Linked DNA regions of Homo sapiens: region 2 is linked to region 1. The links are chromatin contacts, found by Hi-C or POLR2A ChIA-PET in ENCODE. All regions are on one chromosome and are shown on one strand. The core of a region is the stretch at or near the end of the contact, and the rest is flanking DNA. Distances in the headings are between cores, read along the strand shown.

Evidence for each region. Hi-C counts contacts between places; a loop is a spot of excess contacts on that map. ChIA-PET counts read pairs that join two places held with the same protein, here RNA polymerase II (POLR2A). Pooled maps may share reads with other maps.
Region 2: a map of chondrocyte shows a loop between it and region 1 (2.3-fold over the local background). The contact joins two enhancer-like sites. A Hi-C loop is called at or near these places in 5 of 168 maps with a recorded cell type or tissue (IMR-90, ascending aorta, chondrocyte and 2 more) and 8 of 50 pooled maps. POLR2A ChIA-PET finds 5 or more read pairs at or near these places in 2 of 52 experiments (AG04450 and endothelial cell of umbilical vein).

Annotation. Positions count from the first base shown.
Region 1 is chr6:132,083,700-132,086,399 of GRCh38, forward strand. All of the region lies in intron 2 of CCN2-AS1 (CCN2 antisense RNA 1), which reads left to right. Among named protein-coding and RNA genes, the nearest start is that of MIR548AJ1, 30 kb to the right of the region's middle. RefSeq lists an enhancer at 1,624-1,803. Within about 2 kb of position 1,257, at least 7 of the 41 ENCODE cell types and tissues checked have a DNase peak (open chromatin) inside an H3K27ac peak, as active enhancers do.
Region 2 is chr6:132,201,292-132,203,991 of GRCh38, forward strand. No RefSeq gene overlaps it. Among named protein-coding and RNA genes, the nearest start is that of LINC01013, 70 kb to the left of the region's middle. Within about 2 kb of position 1,405, at least 3 of the 41 ENCODE cell types and tissues checked have a DNase peak (open chromatin) inside an H3K27ac peak, as active enhancers do.

The DNA of each region.
Region 1 (2,700 bases), core at 7-2,506:
AGGAATGAGAAATATTTCTACACTCAGAAATCAAAACCTCATTATCCCCTCTACAAATATCTGATAACTTACGATAATTAAACCAGGAAATTTTATAATTGTAGCTGTCTTCATGTATTTGTTTCTTACATGCTGCATTGGTTGGTATCCATTCAACAAAAAAATCTGTTTAGGTAATAATACATACAGATCATTTCTCACATCTACATTTCCTTGTATAGGAGAAAAAGAACAAGTCTATCTTCTGAAACTATGTTCCTGTGATGATTTTTTTTTGAGACCGATTCTCACTCTGTTGCCTAGGCTGGAGTGCAGTGGCACAATCTCAGCTCACTGCAACCTCTGCCTCCCAGGTTCAAGCGATTCTCCTGCCTCAGACACCCGAGTAGCTGAGACTACAGGCATGAGCCAGCACGCCCGGCTAATTTTTGTATTTTTAGTAGAGACAGGGTTTCACCATGTTGGCTAGGCTGGTCTTGAACTCCTGACCTCAGGTGATCCACCCACCTTGGCCTCCCAAAGTTTCAGGATTACAGGCATGAGCCTCTCGGCGCAACCCTCTTCCTGAGATTTTTTATCAATGCTATGGATTCAAATTCATGCCTTTTATAATGTGCTTCCACTTGCTTCATGTTGTTGGCCCTTTCTAGGTGTCCTTCTGAACAGACCTTCACATGGATGATATTTGCTCCGGGAGAATGCAGCATGAACACACAGATTTGGTCACAGTAACGAATGCTCCTTTGAAGACCAGCTGAGGAGGCCGGGTGCGGTGGCTCACGCCTATAATCCCAACACTTTGGGTGGCTGAGAAGGGCAAATCACGAGGTCAGGAGTTCGAGACCAGCCTGGCCAACATAGTGAAACCCTGTCTCTACTAAAAATACAAAAATTAGCTGGGTGTGGTGGCAGGAACCTGTAATACCAGCTACTCAGGAGGCTGAGGCAGGAGAATCGCTTGAACCCGGGAGGCAGAGGTTGCAGTGAGCCGAGATCGTGCCACTGGACTCTAGCCTGGGTGACAGAGCAAGACTCCAACTTGAAAAAAAAAAAAGCTGAGGAAAGAAAGATATTATTTTAGCACGTTATTATTACTGATGTCACTTCCTCCTTCTTTGTTTCTTTTGCCTTTTTCTCATATGAAACATCATGTCATTCCTAAAGAGGAGAAACTCACAGGTCAAAAATGTAAGGCTTTCTCTGTGTCTGAGAGGAAAATGTTGTCATTTAAAATAAAATACCTCCTACCAAGCAGAACAGCCTTCCTGAGTATTTCATTCCTGGGACTGTTTGCATTCTTTCTCAGTGAGCTACAGTGATAGGCATCAGAACCTATTTATAACAGGAAAGAAGAGATATTAAACTATTCAGTGCTATGTTAAGAATAAAACCCTCAAGTAATTGGATGGAATTTCTATGTGCCTCTTCCCAGCAAGCATCCCTTACCCTTTTGGGGGAGACATGGCTATATGTCAGGCCTGTGAGAACCCAATGCAGGAACAGCATGTGATATGAAAATGGAAACTGTCAGATTGAAACCATACATGGCGAAGTCAAAAAGAGACTCTTTCTTGCACTGTTTCAGAGGTATGCTGGGGTTATTTCAGTGCTGTAAGAATAAATAGAACTTGAGGCACTTTGGAGGATAATGTAAAAGTATGTGAGAGGACTCTGCGAATTTTCCCAGGCAACATCTCCCAGCCAATTGTCTTCTAGCTTTCACTCTGACCTTAGAAAACATGATTGCTGTGCAATAGGGTCTGTGCCTTTTGTAAGCGCACCCAGACTGGCCTGCTTGTTTAAAGACATGAGGGAAGCTTCTGCCTAATACTGTGTTCCTTAGGATTGTGAGGACAGAAGTACCAAAACCAAACAAAAAGAAACCAACAAGACAACCATGAAACTCCAAACACAAGACAACATTGTAAGTTACTGGATAACTAACGATAAACTACACAAAATCATAGAATGCATGACCAGGGTAGGAAACTAAAAAATCCTCAGTCCAAGCTCCTCTTTAGCAAAGGAAGAGAACAAGACAGAAACTAAAATACCTTGCCCCATAACCTGGCCAATTATAACAGAATTGAAATCACTTCTTATAGCTTCCTGTCTCTGAGTGCAAGGATGCCTTTCATTGGGAAACGCAAATCAGTAACAGAATTACAAATGGAAAGCATGTCACGTGGTGGTGCTGCAATGTGTCCAATCCTTTGGCAGTCCCTAGACCTCCCAATTCTGCAGCCCCTGTAGCTATGCAGCAGCCACAGATAAGCCACGGTGTCTTGGTGGTGCAAGTACCCAGGCTTGGGACAGCCCCAGGAAGAATAAAGTAACCGGGCATTTTTAGGGATAAAAATAGCCATTCAAATTAAAGAGAGGGTGGTGCTGGTGCCGTGTAAAATAGACAAAGATACAAGTTTAGGTAGTAAAAAAAGATGATTGATGGGAGGTGACAGTCTTTCCCTTGTATTATTTATTTGTCTAGCATTGAGATGTCCTCTTTCAATTACACTGGCTTTTAATACTATGAGAATTGGCTGTTTAATAGCAAATTTTTTAAACTCTGGAATATGCCTTTCTAGCTGAAATTGTATATGAGAAATACACTTTTTTCTATAAAAGTATTTATTTAAGTTGATATTCTGGCTTTCCTGTAGAAACAAAGTCATGTCCACGTGGCCCTCAGTGTCCCAGAAC
Region 2 (2,700 bases), core at 155-2,654, 120 kb after region 1:
AACTGAAATAATTTTTTTAAAAAAGAAAATAATTTTAACAATGGTTACTTAATAGCATAAAAAATGAATTATTGTTTATATTTACCTGTTTGTTTCATACACACACACCCCTCTCCACAGTTTTATAATTAAGATTGACATTAGATTGGTAGGTCTGTTACATTTCTTTTCATTTAAAGCTTCCCTTTTCATAACTATGTTTGTGTGTGGAAGAAACACAACTCCTTAACCAGTAGAGTTTGCACTGTCTAAATTTTGCTGATTGCAACCTCATGATGTAATCTGACATATTTTTCTTTCCCTTAAATTTATCATAAATTATTAATAAGATCTAGAGTCTTGGTTGGATTCAAGTTTGATTTTTTCTTCTTTTTTGTCAAAATCTGTTCATGAGTAGTGTTTATATACATATGTTTAAATATATAAATACATACATTTATATATTGTTTAAATATATACATTTATATGTATATATGTGTATGTATATATGTAAATAATATTTTTAGACTTTTATAACAATCAAGTACCTTTAGAACGCAAAAATTAAAGGTAAAGATAAGGTTAAATGATACTTACACCATCATGATGTGTGGTCCTGCGTGGGCCACAGTTCCTTATCAATATTAAAAACTCCTTCAACTCTAAAAGTTCAGGACTGTGAGATCAGTGATCTCAGCCTGAGATGACCATATGCCAAAGCCATTTACTAACATACTTTCATTGCCCAAAGTCAGTTAGAATGAAAGCCTGACTTTGGTATACAATCAGGTCCATTCTCAGCAGGCTGGAAACATCTCAGATAATCGAAGCACCTGCATAGTTCCCTTTGTCTTTGCATATTCTAGAACATTATCTTGCTCTAGCTCTTGTCCCATTTCCTAAAATCTCACTTGCTCAATTCTCCAAATAAGTCTTGCTAAGAAAATTCCTTTTTAATAAGGTGAGGATGTCTAGCAAATAAAATAAATACAGATATTTGAAGTCAGACTGGTTATTTTAGTACATTAGAAAGAAAGTCAGCATCAGCTTCATTATTGCATTAATTTTAAACAATCTTAATCCAATTCTCATTTTATGAATAGGCCTTTGGTAAAATGCACCCATCTAAGCCATTTAATCATTTGGAACTTTAAAATATGTATTTATCCCTACTGGAAAATATTAGCTTTCCAAAATGCCTTAGTTTTAGAGTTTCTCATTTTCATGAAAATAGTAAAAATTAACAAATATCTATAGATATAAAATACAATCCAATCTCCCACAACTCCCAGATACTGCAGCCATCACTTTCTAAGGGCTGCGTAAGGAAGCAAATTCACTGAATTTACTTCAGACCTGTCTTTGCATCCAGTGTCTTCAGGGCAACATTACTTCATAGGTCAGGGGTCTGCTATCAGGGAATACACAGTGGACATCCCACAGGACAGAGTAGCCAGCAGGAATGCTCGCAGACATCTGTTCAATATGTGGGTAGCTTACAGCCTTGTTTATATTAAGAGCTCTTGCTGCTGGACAGCAGAAGTAACTCCTTTAGAATCCGTTCCCATAATAGTCCCTAAGGCAATGACGCACAGCTGTGGAAAGGAAATAGGCTCTTTAATTTGTTAACCATGCCCAGAAAAGAAGAAAACAAAATGCTCAAATGAGACTATAAAGAGGACTTTTAAGAGTCTTCCAGAAACAGCTAAAAAAGCAATACAAACATTTCCCCCCAATCACATAAGATGTATATATGTGGCTTGTTTGTTCCTTAACATATGTCTAATCTTACATTTGAATTCTGTGAAATTTTTCTCTTCTTCTGACTTTTCAGTTTAACCTTCTCTTAATGATCATACTGTCTAAAGATTCTGATCCCATAAAACCCCTGTATCCTTATTGCTGAAAAGCATACTGCTGAAAGATCCCATTTGGAAAAATTCATATGGTCAGGGAAAATGGGCCTGAACTAGCCAGGAGACTGATATTAAGAAAAGGACATCATTTCCTTAAATGAGGGTCCCAGAGTTTGAAGCAGCAAATTGGATCTTTTAATCCAACTCCACCCTATATAAAACACTTTCCCAAACCTGTTTTTAAAAAGATGGTTTCTGATTTCTTGTGTTTTTAATGCCCTTACTTTGGTTATCAAGAAATATTTCAGGCTGGGTGCGGTGCCTCATGCCAGCGCTTCTGGAGGGTGAGGTAGGCAGATCACCTGAGGTTAGGAGTTTGAGACCAGGCTGACCAATGTGGTGAAATCCCATCTCTACTAAAAATACAAAAATTAGCCGGCCATGGTGGTGCATGCCTATAATGCCAGCTACTCGGGAGGCTGAGGCAGGAGAATCACTTGAAGTTGGGAAGCAGAGGTTGCAGTGAGCCAAAATCACACCACTGCACTCCAGCCTGGGCGACAAGAGTGAAACTCGGTCTCAATTAAAAAAAAAGAAAGAAAGAAAGAAAAGGAATATTTCAAATATGTGACAATTAAGTATCTGGAACCAAGACCCAGCTACCCAGCTCTATCAAGTTCTACCAGTTTGCCATACTTGCTTCAACTTTTAGGGTTTTCTTTAAAGCAATACTTATTACAAATATGATTGGGGTTCCCTCTCTACCTCTCTCATGTCTTATGTTTTCCTTCCTCCCTCTCTAACTTCTGCAAGATAATCACCAACCTGAATTTGATTATTTATTTTTCTCATGCATGTTTACATT